2 separate regions of the Homo sapiens genome follow, and region 2 is linked to region 1. Evidence: read pairs that join two places in POLR2A ChIA-PET (ENCODE). Cell type or tissue: K562. All regions are shown on one strand. Links, peaks and the distances in the headings refer to the core of each region. The heading gives the core; the rest is flanking DNA.

Evidence for each region. ChIA-PET counts read pairs that join two places held together with the same protein. Peaks named below come from ENCODE experiments on the same cell type or tissue, not always from the same donor. Only the 100,000 strongest peaks of a DNase experiment are listed, where the experiment ranks them.
Region 2: POLR2A ChIA-PET joins it to region 1 with 5 read pairs; 5 of 35 experiments call an interaction of 5 or more read pairs at or near these places.

What each region holds. Positions count from the first base shown.
Region 1 is chr16:11,125,928-11,133,341 of GRCh38, reverse strand. CLEC16A (C-type lectin domain containing 16A) reads right to left here. Exons shown (of 24, transcript NM_015226.3): 22 at 7,196-7,363. It overlaps LOC105371081 (a long non-coding RNA gene), which reads left to right. Exons shown (of 2, transcript XR_001752081.2): 2 at 3,844-3,971. Among named protein-coding and RNA genes, the nearest start is that of SOCS1, 130 kb to the left of the region's middle. In K562, for the core only: no CTCF peak of the experiment used is centred there; DNase peaks (open chromatin) are centred at 3,055 and 4,351.
Region 2 is chr16:11,013,974-11,021,387 of GRCh38, reverse strand. CLEC16A (C-type lectin domain containing 16A) reads right to left here. Exons shown (of 24, transcript NM_015226.3): 12 at 1,063-1,195. Among named protein-coding and RNA genes, the nearest start is that of CLEC16A, 73 kb to the right of the region's middle. RefSeq lists a silencer at 4,382-4,676. In K562, for the core only: no CTCF peak of the experiment used is centred there; no DNase peak of the experiment used is centred there.

The sequences.
Region 1 (7,414 bases), core at 1,256-6,255:
TTTGAGACAGAGTCTCACTCTGTCACCCAGGCTAGAGTGCAATGGCAAGATCTCAGCTCACTGCAACCTCCACCTCCCGGGTTCAAGTGATTCTCCTGCCTCAGCCTCCCGAGTAGCTGGGACTACAGGTGCCCGCCACCACACTGGGATAATTTTTGTACTTTTAGTAGAGACGAGGTTTCGCCATGTCGGCCAGGCTGGTCTCGAACTCCTGACCTCAGGTGATACAGGGGAGTTAAATATCTACCACAAGACAGCTGGAGCCCCAAACCCAGTAGGAAGCTGGGACAGGAAGTGAATAAAGTCCAGCTTAGCCCTTAAGGGATGAAGTCCAACTTGCCAGCTCACACCCAAACCACCACCAACTGGCACAGGGTACCAGACCTGAATAAGACAGAAATACCCTGGCCTTAGGGGTTTACAGTCTGTTGGGAAAACAAGACTGAACAATTCCTCCAGCCCCATCCTCTGTCCCCCAGCCTCCCATCCACCAATGCATCCATCCGCCCACACATCGGTATTCACTGAGCAACTACTTCATAGGCATCCATGAGCACTGTCAAGGACAAGACAAACGAGGTTCCCCACAACCCTGTACCCACCCCCTGGCCAAGTGCCTTCCATTCTAGTGCAGGATAGTGTCAGAGAACAAGGAATACAAGAGGCAATTTCAGCTAAAGCTAAGGACTATGAAGACCATGGGAAAACGGTCTGGCAATTCCTCAGAAAGTTAGATTGTCACATGACCTACTTTTTACTCCTAGGTATATACCAGAAATAACTGAAAACAAAACAGGCGTTCAAACAAAAGCTTGTGCACGAATGTTCGCAGCAACCCATTCAACAATAGCCAAAAGGCAGACACAGCCCAAATGTGCATTGATGGATGAAGGTGGAAGCAAAACAACGTCTATCCATATAATGCATATTATTCAGCTAAAAGAAGGATAGATGCACCTTGAAAACATGATGCAAACTGAAAGAAGCCAGGCATGAAAGGCCATGGATTGTATGATTGATATGAAATACCCAGACTACGTAAATCTATAGAGACAGAAAGCAGATTAGTGGATGCCAGGGGCTGGATGGGGGCGGGGGCGGGGGGGGTGGGTGGGCGATGACTACTTAATGGCTATGGGGTTTTCTTTTGAGGGGATGGAAATGTTTTGGAACTAGAGGAGAGGATGATGGCACAATCTTGGGAAGGTTCTAAATGCCACTGAATTGTTCACTTTCAAGTGGTTAGTTTTATGTTGTGTTAAATTTCACCTCAATTAAAAACAAGCTGCCGTGCAGAGAACTAGGGTGACCTGGGCACTCAGGGAAGGCCCCTTTTTGAGGTATCGGAGCAGAGCCCTGAGTGCTGAGAAGGAACCAGCCATGCAGAGGGCTCCAGGCGGAGGGAAGCACGAAAACAGAGGCCCTGAAATGGGACGCACTTGGCCCTGGTGAGGCACAGCCAGCCAGCCAGTGCGGCTGAAGGGCTGGATTGTGTCATCTGCAGAGAGCCGAGGGGAGAGAGGGCTGGGAGCTGATCCCAGAAGAGGGCAGGGGCCAGACTGCATGGGACCATGGGCCACAGAGAGGGGCTGGTGACAGGAGGGGCTGGTGGGTTTTAAGGAGAGAGCAGCAGAAGAGGCAGAGAAGTCCCTGTCCCGGAGTTAACAGGCTGGTGGGGAGCGGTTGATGGTAAACCAGGTGGGAACAGGTCACTTTTTTGTCATGTCACTAAGCCCTCATCTGCAAGGGCCAGGAGATGTCAACCTGCCTGGCTGCTCCTCTGAGCTGTGTGCTCTGCCAGCCCTTCCCACACCCACCAACCCACCAGGGTAACACCTGTAAGCAGCTCTGGTTCCCTGCGGCCTCCTGAAGCAGCCTCTGGGCCAGTAGGAGCCCAGAGTGAGGAGCAAGGCTGTTCTGGGAGGCCGTAGCCCCTGACACCCCTGGGTCATTTCTGGGGAACAGCTTCTGCTCTGGGGTCTGCTGGTCCACTTGGAGTTTATGGAAAGGGTGGCCTTGCAGGCGAGTTTTGGACACCCTGCCCATCATGACAGATTCTATCTCTAGAAGCAGCTGTTGCCATGGGCCAGGTCCATGAGGCACTAACCACAGCAACATGGCACTCAAAGCCACAGAGTGCTCAGGCTAGAGTCTAGGCCTGGCCATGCCTGCCCACCCCCACATACTGGCCGCCACTGACCCCCCTCCTTGGCCAGGCGCACGCACAATCCCTCGTGAAGCTGAACATTCTGTGAGGGTGAGAGCCATCAACATAAAACCAGCCAATAAATAGAACTTGTGATTTTTTTTTTCTGAGCCAAATGGAAGAAGAAAAATACACCAAAGTGGCTAGTCACCTATTAGCCCTGATTTATACACTACTTTAATATCTCATCCAAGGAAATGAAAGGCATATTTTCATCAAATACAATCGTTTATAGCTTCTAAAGGGGAGACAAACTGCTCTATGACAATTACCTGGGCCCGCAGATAAAATCGGAAGATGTGTCCTAATAAAACACCCTTGTCTGGCAGCCACCCCGAGGCAGCAGCCAGAGTTGTTTTCTTCCTTGTGAATTATTATCTAGGCAGAAGCAAGGACTCCATGCGCTGTGCGGCCTATGGGGAGGGGCACCATTGTGGAGGGTGGGAAGTGGTCACGCCCCAGCACCCACGGGCCCTTGATGGCAATGGTGACATGTCACAGTATCAGAGGCCAACCTGGGCCAGGTTTCTGATGACCGAATCTCCCTCCACTGCCCGGCTCCCCGTGTCACTACTCTGTGGCTTCTGTAAAACTCTGAGTAGGAGGAGGGTGGTGAAATTCAGTTGATATGCAACCAACCTAAATCTGTCACCTGGGTACATGGTCCTTGGACACACATCTTGCTCGCTTGGTGACAGAAATTTAGCCGAGGGATGCTGCTTAAGGTCTTCTCGGTTCTCAGTTCCTTTGTGTTCCCTTGTCAAAGTTCCATGGACTAAACCACCAAGTATCTAGGGCCCCAGAGGGACTTTCCTTGTCTTCCCGTGTTCAGAGAAGGGAGAAGGCCTTTGATGGGCTCTGTTCCAAGGCTGAGCAGATAACAAATGCAGGCTCATTCTTCACTCAACGATACTAAGTGGGGGCACAGAGCTAGGCGCTGAGATGCAGGGTAAACAGCACAGAAGGTTCCCACGCAGGCAACCCTCTCTGCAGGGGAGAAAGACTATGACCAGGCACACAAAGGCATCAGCCAGGTAAGGAACCTCAGTGCTGTGGATAAACGGAACCAGGCTAGGCTGGGTGCGGTGGCTCACGCCTGTAATCCCAGCACTTTGGGAGGCCGAGACAGGCGGATCACAATGTCAGGAGATCGAGACCATCCTGGCTAACACGGTGAAACCCCATCTCTACTAAAAATACAAAAAATTAACCGGGCGTGGTGGTGGGCGCCTGTAGTACCAGCTACTAGGGAGGCTGAGGCAGGAGAATGGTGTGAACCCGGGAGGCGGAGCTTGCAGTGAGCCAAGACTGTGCCACTGCACCCCAGCCTGGGCGACAGAGAGAGACTCCATCTCAAAAAAAAAAAAAAAAAAGGAACCAGGCCAATGCAGTGGCGGGAGGGGACAACCCTAGCCAGGAGCTGATCTGAAAAGGCCACTGAAGAGGCGGCACACAAACTAAGCCTGAGCCGTTAGCGGGAGGCAGCTACACCAACATCTGGGTACAGACATCCAGTGCAAGGCCCTGGGGCAGGGAAGGCCACAGTGATTTACAGGAGTGGGTCTCAAAGTGTGGTCTGGAAATCCTTGTTTTCATAAAAATAGTAAGACATTTTTCTTTTATGTTCATATTCCCAGGGGTGTACTGAGGAGTTTTCCAGAGGCCACAGAATGCATGCTATCACAACAGACAGAAAACAGAAGCAAAGAGGAGAATCCAGATGTCTTCTATTAAGCCAGGCATTAAAGAGACTTGCAGAAATGTGCAAGATCAATTTTTTTCTATGTTTTGGAAAACAGAGTTATTGTTCATAGAAAACTATGTTAGTTATGCATATATGCAATGGGTTTATTCAAGAAGTATATATTGAAAGCATTTCTTAGTTTTAATTTCTAATGTCATAAATATCTATAAATATAATCTATCTAAATGAAAGCTCTTTAAGTTCTGTAATACTTTTTAAGCAGATAAACACGTGGGTGCTGAGGCTAAAACTCTGAGAAATGCTAGCTTAGAGGAGCAGCAGGGGCTGGCAAGGCTGGGGTTGGGGCTAGAGTGAGCTTGGGGTTGGGGGAACTTCATCTGAGAGGCCAGTTGGGGCCGGATCTCACAGCCACCACCCAAGATCAGAAGGAGAGATGTGGATTTTGTTCTAAGTGCAACAGGAAACTACCAAAAAGCTGGAGGCAGGGGTATGACGTAATCTGATTTAAGTACTAGAATGATCCCACTGGCTGAATGGAAGCTAGGGATCCTGAGAAGGCTTCTGTTGCAATCTTGGGAGATCTGGGAGAGGAGATCTCGGATCTCAGTATTTTCTGGAGGCCAAGCAGGCTGGTGGGTGTGGAAGCAGGGTGAAAAGTTTTAAGAATGATTCCAAAGTGCTGAGTGGCTGCTGCTGTGGGGGACCCTGACTACTGAGATGGGGGTGGGGGCAGCCTATGCTCCCACCATGCCAAGGCTCAGGGATTTCAACTTGCTCTTCAGGACACAGCTCTGGTGCCAAGCCAAGGTGGGAGGGCAGCGAGGCCTCCCTCTTTGCGGGGGTGGTGTGATAAATAAGAATGTCTCCATCTCACTCCTCATAGCTGAGTGGCACTTCCAGGGGCAGTCAGGGGAGACACAGCCAAGGGGTGGATGCTGCCTTCAGCAGCCACCTCTGACTTGCTGTTGTCCCAGTTGGCACAGCCTCACACTTGCTGACCCTGGGACCAGCAACAGGACATGGGGCATCCCAGCTGTGCCAACCACCCCGGCAGGCAGGCCCAGGTTCTGGAGCCGGGCCACACTCCTGGCATTTGATGTTCTCACCCACCGGTGGAAGGCCAGGCAGGGTAGAAGAGGTAAGCAATAAGTCATCCTAAAGCATTCTGCAAACAGAGAAATGATCATGTAGATGCTGAAGAATGGGCCGCTTGGCTCCATGTATTTATTTACATTCTACCTTGTTCCAAAAGGGCTCAGAACAGAAATAAGGCCTGGGCTTTTCTCTTTAACCAGTAAGTTCCGAAACTGAAAGACGCCTCAATGACCCTAAAGAAGTCATTTCTTACCAGGTCAATTTGTACTTAGTTAACTTAGACTCAGTCACACTTTATATTTACTTAGCAATCATAGCCACAGAACACGAAGCAACCTGCAGAATTTTTTAAGCAAAGAATCCTCCTGACCCTGAAACAGGCAGAATCATCTCACATTTCATCACTGAAAACAGGCGGTGCCACAATCAGTCTCTCAGCCTAAGATTATTTTTTTCTTTTCTTTTTGAGACAGGGTCTCACTCTGTTGCCCAGGCTGGAGGGCAATGGTACAATCATAGCTCACTGCAGCGTCAACCTCCTGGGCTCAAGTGACCCTCCCACCTCAGCCTCCTGAGTGTAGCTGAGACCACAGGTGCCCACCACCATGCCTGGCTAATTTTTTATTTATACTAGACACGATGTCTCACTGTGTTGCCCAGGCTGGTCTCAAACTCCTGGGCTCAAGCAATCCGCCTTGTCTTAGCCTCCCAAAGTGCTAGGATTACTGGCATGAGCCGCCATGCCCAGCCCTGAGACTGGATTTAAGAAAGAAACCAATCACAAGCTGTGGGTGGCAGAGTGAATTGGTGTACTGTTTTCTAGAGTTCACGTTGGGACTACATATATCAAGATTAAAAACCTTCCCCTTTGGCAAATTCACTGCTAGGAATTTATCACACAGACATGAGAAATTTGCACAATTACACAAAGACACCCTAAGGATGCTCACTGTGACACTGTAAGAGCAAAACACTGGAAATGACCCAAATACGAAACAGCAAAAAAGATTTTTTTGCCCATCCATATGACAAAATACCATGTAACAGTTAAGGAGAATTAGGTTGATTTATACGTGTTAATGTGTGACACTTTCTATTAAGGAAGAAGTAGCAAGGTGCAGCATCAGACATACGGTATACCCCATGTGTAAAAAACAAACATATGCATGACATACAAAGAAATATTTCTGGAAAGACAGGCAAGAAACTGTTAACAATAGTTACTTCTGAAGCAAAGTAGACTTATTTTTCATTTGATCATCTCCTGTCTGGATTTTAAAAAATCATATGCCTACGGTATATACATATAAATAATGAATTATCAAACAATGAAACTAAAATAAATCACATGGGGGAACCAGGACTCGGGTTTTGAGCAGGTTCCTATGGCTGCGTTTTGTTCTTAAATCAATAACTGCTTTTGAAAACATTTCACAACACTTGCAACTTAAGTTTGAAGCCCTATATGGGGAGGGGTTAAGTTGTGAGGGAGAGCTTGGCCAGCGCTCTAAACTTTTGCAACCAAAAGAAAGGCTCTCTTTCGAGGGATCGGGGTGCATACGGATTTACTTAAAGCAGACATGTCAGAACAGGAAGGGGAGAACTCGGTCTTCTGGAGAAGTGGTCCTTTCCACTCTGACAAATCAGCAATGGACTTTCCATTCAAGTTTCTGTTTTGGGAGGAGCGGAGGAGCAGGGTTAGAGATGAGCTGTGGCAAAAGTGGGAGGAGACGCCCTCATATGGAAGGAGTGGACAGCTGACCTGTGGGCAGCACGGCCTTCTTTTGAAGTCTCACTTCTTCAGGGGGTTGTAACCGGAACCAAACACACTCTCTCTTTCTAGTCATCTTACATGGAGAAGGAAATTACTCTCCCACAACTTCAGCACTAATCATTTAAATGTTTCCAAGAAATTTCCAAGAAAATTCTTAGTCAATTCTGAGAAGTTCTTCCACATACCCAACAAATCTCTGGAAAACCAAACCAAACACTAAAGGGAAAGCCAAAATTTATTTTGGGGGCTGTGTTTAATCTTGCGCTGTGCTTTGACAAATTCTAAGAAGCTGGTGCTGCCAGCCGACGGGGCTTCTGAGAGAGGAAGGGCAGCTCACACAGGCTCCACAGAGAGAAAGACCTTGAACGCCCACCATGATGAACGAGCTGTGGCGCAGGGCGGGGGGCTGGCTCACCTGGCACCTTGTCCACCGATGCAAACACGGAGCGCTGCACTGTGGGGTCGCTGCTGCCCCGGCGCCCCTGGTCGTAGAAGCGGAAAGGCAGGTGCTGAGTGGAGGTGGAGGAGCCGAGTCCAAACCCCAGGACTTCAGTGGTGGGCTGGATTGGGAGGTCCAGGAGGGCTACGGTCAAACAATAGCATGGTTCACTCTGAGCATGTGGGATAGAGGGGG
Region 2 (7,414 bases), core at 1,453-6,452, 110 kb after region 1:
TAGAATTACTTATTTTTCAGAGCTTTGGGAGTTACATTTTTTGCTGTGAAGCAAAATCTAAAAGGTCTTTGTACTCCACTGTTTTTTTATTTAGCAAAAACTAAAAATGGCTCCCTTGCACATCTGATAAAAATTAATCCCATCTGTTAAGTCATTGAAACATTTGCCAAGCAAAGAGACAAATAAGATGTGGAGGAAAAAAATTAGTGGACTTCACATCTTCACTTGAAGTTGGATTACTAAAGAGGATGGGGGGCCGTGTGTATTTCCACCACCCCTCCCTAGGGGCTGAGGAAGTGAATGCCTCGCAGGCTGACAGAGAAATCCTGGTGTGGTGCATTTATGAACAGGAAGGTAGTGCTAATCAGGAGGCTGTTGCAGGGGTCTGTGCAGTGGGGCTGCGAGGTAAGGAAATAACTCTGAAATGAAGCCCTGCTACCAGCTACCAGCATACGCTGGGAGTAGCCTTCCCTCCAATCCCATTGTGGAGGGGCTGGTGCTATGGCAAGGTTCCAGGAAATGTGGGGTCACCCAGGTTTAAGAAGATGTAGCTACAGATGGCCATCGATGAAATGAACAATCAGGCAAAAAGTCAAAGGTGGATGGCAGCACCAACTCATGTGGCCAAGTCAAGAGGGCAGGCCCTATAGATGGGGTATGTGTTTGTGTGTGCAGGGCAGGGAATGAACCAGGCAGGGAGATCCAAGCCCAGCTACTGAGGGGATCCTTCCTTGGAGCAGCAGAGCATTTCTAGGAGCAGCCAATGTGAAGCAACCCATGTCCTTTAGACAGAGCCAAGCTCCAAAGTGCCAGGAGCAGGGCAGGGAGAGAGTTGCGCTATCCTGGCGAATCTCTTTGCAAAGGAGTGAGCATTACAGTGTTGAGTGATGGCTCCGTCTCCATGCTTCTGGGTGGCCAGAGCTGGAGAAGCAGGGAAAGAAAGGGAGGCAGCATGGTCGGGCTGAGGGACAGAAGAGGCTCTGGCCCTAGGGCTCAACCTCCCCACTGAGCCCTCTCCTCTTCCCTGAGAGAGCACTCAGCATCGACCTCTCGGGCAGCTACCTGCTCCATTGCGTGCTCTCAGAGCAGGTGGCGGCGGCGCTTTTCTCCTCGTCCGTGGTGTTCTGCTCCTGCACGGAGGTGCTGGCGGCCAGCTCTGAGAGCTTGCTACGCTCCATGATCACCATCTCGATCTCTGGAAGCCAAAATGGAGACTGGGATGAGTCCAGACAGCTTTTCAGCCCTAGATTTATACACATGCTCATGTTGGAGAATAAATATGCATAAATGACTCCAAACACATCAAGCACATGTCCGACAGCAGCGACCTGAACACCAGAGACACACTGGGGTGGAAATAAGACAGAGGCCAGAGCCTCTCTTTCCATTCATCACAGCAACACCAAGAAACGTGTTCCTGTCTTTGACAACAAAACACAAATTGCAATCATTTATTCTATTTCGAGAGTTTAAAATCGTCTTTTTTACTTTATTGATACCACATTTCCTTCCCAAAGGATTTCAGGCAGCTGAGAAGATATGACATGTGGTTGATAAACATAATCAACCTCACTGACAACATTCTAAAGCTCCTTACATTTTTTTTTTTTTTTTTTTTGAGACAGAGTCTCGCTCTTGTCACCCAGGCTGGAGGGCAGTGGCGCAATCTCAGCTCACTGCTACCTCCGCCTCCAGGGTTCAAGTGATTGTCCTGTCTCAGCCTCCTGAGTAGCTGGGATTACAGGCGCTTGCCACCACACCCAGCTAATTTTTGTATTTTTCGTAGAGACAGAGTTTCGCCATGTTGGCCAGGCTGGTCTCGAATTCCTGACCTCAGGTGATCCACCCACCTCGGCCTCCCAAAGTGTTGGGATTACAGGCGTCAGCCACCATGTCTGGCCTAAAGCTGCTTACATTTTTAATAGAAAGCTCTGATGTGACTGAAGCCTTTTGTTTTCCTTTTTTACTTACAACTTCCAGAAGGCAGAGAGAGATTAGGAACCTCATTTTTTCTCCCCATTAAACAAGGGTAACCTGTAGCAATCAGCTTAAGCATGGTGTGCATTTTTATTTTTCAGAAAAAGTTATGAACCACCAAAGAAAACATCTTGAATTAAAGATGGATGAGGGTTGGGCTTTATGGTGTCCCCATCAGAGTTCTTGGCTGTGCGGGCGTGGACTTTCAAACAGTCAGCCTTTGGAACTCAGAGTTCACATCTTTTTCCCCACCTTCGGGAGACATACAGGGGGTTAAAAGAGATGACAAAATGTGAACCTGCACTTCTGTTTCCAGAGGGATGTGAACACATACCTTGGGCTCAGACACCGCCTCTGCCATGGTCTCCCTCCCCCCGGCTCATGCAGGGACGTCTGCCACCTCTTCTGCCACCCTAATGTATTCTCCACACAAACCCAAGTGATTTTAATGAAATTAGCTCATGTCACTCCTCTGTTCAAAACTCCCAGTGCCTACTCATCACTCTCAAGATGAAATCCAAACACACGGCCTGGCCCCAGTCCACCTCTGACCTTACCTCCTGGCCATCCCTGCCTGGCTGGCTCATGCTGCTCCAGCTGTGCTGGGCTTCTCACTATCTCTTGAACATCCCAAGCTTGTCTCCATTTTTTTTTTTTTTTTTGAGATGGAGTCTCGCTCTGTCGCCCAGGCTGGAGTGCAGTAGCATGATCTCGGCTCACTGCAAGCTCCGCCTCCCAGGTTCACACCATTCTCCTGCCTCAGCCTCCTGAGTAGCTGGGACTACAGGCACCCGCCACCACACCCAGCTAATCTTTTGTATTTTTATTACAGACAGGGTTTCACCGTGTTGGCCAGGATGGTCTCCATCTCCTGACCTCATGATCTGCCTGTCTCGGCCTCCCAAAGTGCTGGGATTACAGGCGTGAGCTACCGCGCCTGGCCCAAGCTTGTTTCTATCCAAGGATCTTTACACAGTAATTTCCTCTGCCTGGAAGGCTCTCACACCAGGTCTCTCCTAGCCAGGTGTGACTGGGGTGCATCATTCAAGGCTCAGTTCACATGTCGCCTCCACGGAGACATCTTCCTGGACGCCCTCTTCACCTGTTTTTTTTTTTTTTTTCTTTTTTGAGACAGGGTCTTGCTCTGACACCCAGCCTAGAGTGCAGTGGTGTGATCATGGCTCACTGTAGCCTTGACCACCTGGGCTCCCGAGTAGCTAGGAACACAGGTACATGCCAGCACACCCGGCTAATTTTTTAGTATTTGTAGAGATGGGGTCTCACTATGTTGCCCAGGCTGGTCTCAAACTTCTGAGCTCAAATGATCCTCCCACCTTGGCCTCCCAAAGTGCTGGGATTATAGGCGTGAGCCACCACACCGGCCTTCACCTGCCTTTTTTTTTTTTTTTTTAATACCTCTTTAAAAATTGTTATTAACTAAACTAAACTCTACACTTTGGGCAGATTTCATTAGTTTTTCCCAATGTCTTTTTTCTGTTCCAGGATCCCTTTTACATTGAGTCCTCATTCTTAGGTTCCTCTGGATGTGACGTTTCTCAGACTGTCCTTGCTTGTGATGACCTGGACATTTTGAGGAGTACTGGTCAGGCATTCTTGAGAGTCCCTCACTCTGGGTTTGTGCAATGTCTTTCTGCTATTTAGACTGGGGTTACAGGTTTTGAGGAGGAGGACCACAGAGGGGAAGTACCCTTCTCATCACATCCTATCAGGGCACATACTATCAATATGACTTATAACTGTTGATGTTAATCTCCAATACTTGGCCAAGCTAATGTTCATCAGCTTTCGCCACTGTGAAGTCACTTTTCCTCCTCCTTCCATACCATACTCTGTGGAAGAAAGTCAGTAAACACAGGCCACACTTAGAGAATGGGACATTAGGTTCTGAAACGTCTTCGCGTATCTCCATAAATTATTTGGCATTCTTCTGTAGAGGAGATTTGTCCTTCCTCCCCCTTATCTTGATTTTACTTAATAATAATAGCATTCATTGTGACTTGGCTCTTACATTCTCTATTGTTCTGCTTCTTTACTGTCTGCCTTCCTCCACTAGAACAGGGGTTTTGTAGCTGTCTTATGTGTCTTGTTCTCCACTGTCTAATCCAGTGTCTGGCACAGAGTAGGCACACAATAAGTATCTCTTGAAGTGATAAATGAGCGACTGGTCTAGCCCAACACGAGATGTTTTGGCAGCGGGCCCGAGTGGCAATGATTCATGGTAGCTGTGATCTGAGGCGGGGTGGGCCACTCCCCGACAAAGTCTGTGATCAATGTGGTCACAAAGTGTTCTCGTGGGGAGATATCTCATGCCCCAAGAGACTCTCCCCAGACTGTTAGGCATGACTGTACCTGCAGGCACCCCTTGGCATGGAGGAGCACCCCCCCCCCCGCCCCGATATTCACATGGGCCCCGGCCCTATGTGAGGTTCACTCTCACCATCCCCCTTCCCTCCCATCTGATCTGAAGTCAGATGTCAAAGATCAGAGTCTCCCACAGGGCGGGCCCCATCACACAGGTGGGAGCCAACAGTGCTTTCTAAGTGGTGTGTGGACAAATGCTTTGTTTGCATAGTTTTGTACTTATTTCATTGTGCATTGGAAGAAAATTCTAGCTGCACAGAAAGCCTTCTGTGGATATTAGTGCTTAGAATAAGGCTAAATTTTGGGAAAAAAACAAGTGAGTCAATTCAAAGAAAGCTATCCAGTAAACAGCAGAGCAAACAGTACACAGATATGGCCAAGAGCTGGAATGTGGGCTGGGCGTGGAGGCTCATGCCTGTAATCCTAGCATTTTGGGAGGCTGAGGCAAGAGGATCCCTTGAGGTCAAGAGTTTGAGATCAGCCTGGCCAACATGGTGAAACCTATCACAAACATTAGCTGGGTGTGGTGGCGGGCGCCTGTAATCCCAACTACTGGGGAGGCTGAGGCATGAGAATCGCTTGAACCCAGGGGGTGGGGGTTGCAGTGAGCCAAGATTGGGCCACTGCACTCCAGCCTGGGTGACAGAGTGAGACTCTGTTTCAAAAAAAAAAAAGAAAAAAAAAGAAAAAAAAGAGTTCGAACGTGGTGCAGACTGCTGTCGGGGAAACATAATTCTCTTTCCCTTCTGCCATTTTCACCTTCACCAGCCTCCTTCAGGCACCTAGTGTCCTCCAACTACCTTGGCCATCTCCAAAGTGGGTATGGACCTCAGTGGGCATGCAAGATGATTCCCTAGGCAGTAGGTCTTTTAACGCTTCTCATCTTTTAAAATCTATTTTGTTTTATACTGTCCATAATACTAGCATGATCATATTATATATAATTTATAATACATAAATTTTTACACATATTTGGGAGATGTATGCTTAAATGTCATATGTATAGGTTTGCTTGTGTTTACTAACAAGGCTTGCCATCAGACATCTGAAGACTCCCAAGCAAGCCTGTGAGGCTAGCCTCCTCCTCGTCTCCCAGCCTCTGGCCTCTGCCCCATGAGGCAGAGGACGTGGCATAGGCCCACCTCCCCTACAGCTGCAAGTTCTCCTTCCCCAGGCTCAGCTCTGCCCTGCTTGGTTGACACAGTGGGAACTCAGCTCCAAGTACTTCCTAAGGTTACAGGGCCAAGCCCCAGCACCCTGGCCTGGAGGCCAAGCTTTGTGACGTAGTTGTCCCCTTTCTGGCTTAATCTCGTTGGACACCAGCAGAATTCCGGAGCAGAGAAGAGGGTGAAGACAATTCAGCACCAAGCTCATCCAACTTTTTTTTTAAGCAGCTGAATACTAATTTGCAGGACAATTTTCCAGGGCATCCCACCACAGTCAGCAGATGAGCGCAGAGCTGCTCCAGGAAAGGGTGGTGGGCATCAAATGCCTCTGACTGCCGTGGGCTCCCTCGTGCACTCCATGAGGCCCCTTTCTGGAATTCTACGGCTTCACACAAAACTGCTTGAAAACCACCGTCTGGTCCAACCCTGGATATTGAGTATGAGTGCACAGAAACCCACAAGTGCAGTGATTCTTAACACAGCTGGAAATGCAGCAGCAAAGCCAGGACCGCTCCCCCTTCCTCACCCCCAACCCCCGTGTCACATCTTGACGCAGAACCAGACCCACATGGGCCTCTCCACACAAAATGGGATTTCCACACCCTGGCTGTGACACCTGTGCGCACAGCTGCACCTCACAGTCCTCATCCAGCTAGCACAGCTGTAGAGTGAGTGGCTCCACTTAATTTTCTAGATGAATGCGGATCAGATCTTCAAATGTCAAGGAAAGGTTTCTTGCTCTTCTTTTTGATAGTTTTATCCAAACAACCCTTATAGGTACTGAAACAACCCTTATAGGTCTGCCAATTCCCTGAAGCTCTATGCAAAGTGCTATGTGGGCATGGGACCAGTTGGTAGCAGGTTTTTGGGGGAAAGGGCTCCCCAGATTCTCACTGCTCTAAAGTGAGTATCATCTTTAGAAGAGGACATCAAAGAGGACTTGACCTCCCCTGATGATCAGGGTCACAGGGAACCTCCTCATAGTGCTACACCTGAAGTTGGCACGGTTCTGTGCCACTCCGGGCCCCAACTCCAATTGTCCCTGTTGTCACTGGCCAGCCTCCCTCCCAAGGTGCGGGCGCCACACTGCTGCCACCAAGGAAAGCAGCTCAGTAGGCTATGTGGATACAGAGTTCCACCTATGGTCCCCAAGGCCGGGACTGAGGCACTGAGGCTGGATTTCCAGGGGGCTCTGACTGAACCTCAGTTATGATACTATTTGGAGTTTGAAGGGACTGAAGCAATAGTTTAATTTGCTTGCTTTTATGATTTCTGTCACGTCTCTGTGTTACCTGTACTATTTTTCATTTTATTTGAACTATTACTTTTTTTTCACTTAAATACAGCTTAAAAGGAAAGTTTAAATCACCGTTATACTCTACAACCTAGCAGCCCACTTGTAGGTCTTTCTCCGCAAGACACACCTCTGGAAGTATGCAACTGCACATGCACAAGGATATTTACTGTAGTATTCTTTGTAATTGCAAAATACTGGAAACTACCTAAATGCCCAGGCATAACAGACCGATGGAATCAACTATGGTACATACACACAGCACAGCTGTGAAAAGGAATGAAGAAGATCTGAGAAATGATATGGAGTAATTTCCGGAGACATTGCTAAGTGGAAGGAACACATATGCTACCCTGTATGTAAGAAAGGAAAAGAAGAAAACATACACAAATCTGCTTATTTTTACAGAAAGAAACACAGGAAGGAGACTTCTTCAGTACACAATCAAGTTGGTTATCTATAAGAGATGACAGGAATTAAGTGGAAGGGAGGAAGGATACTTCAGTTTGCTAATATTCCATGCATTTTTAAAATGAAAATTAAATCAATGAGAATGAGAAAGAAGAAGCCTAAACTGGAAATTTTAAAAAAGAAT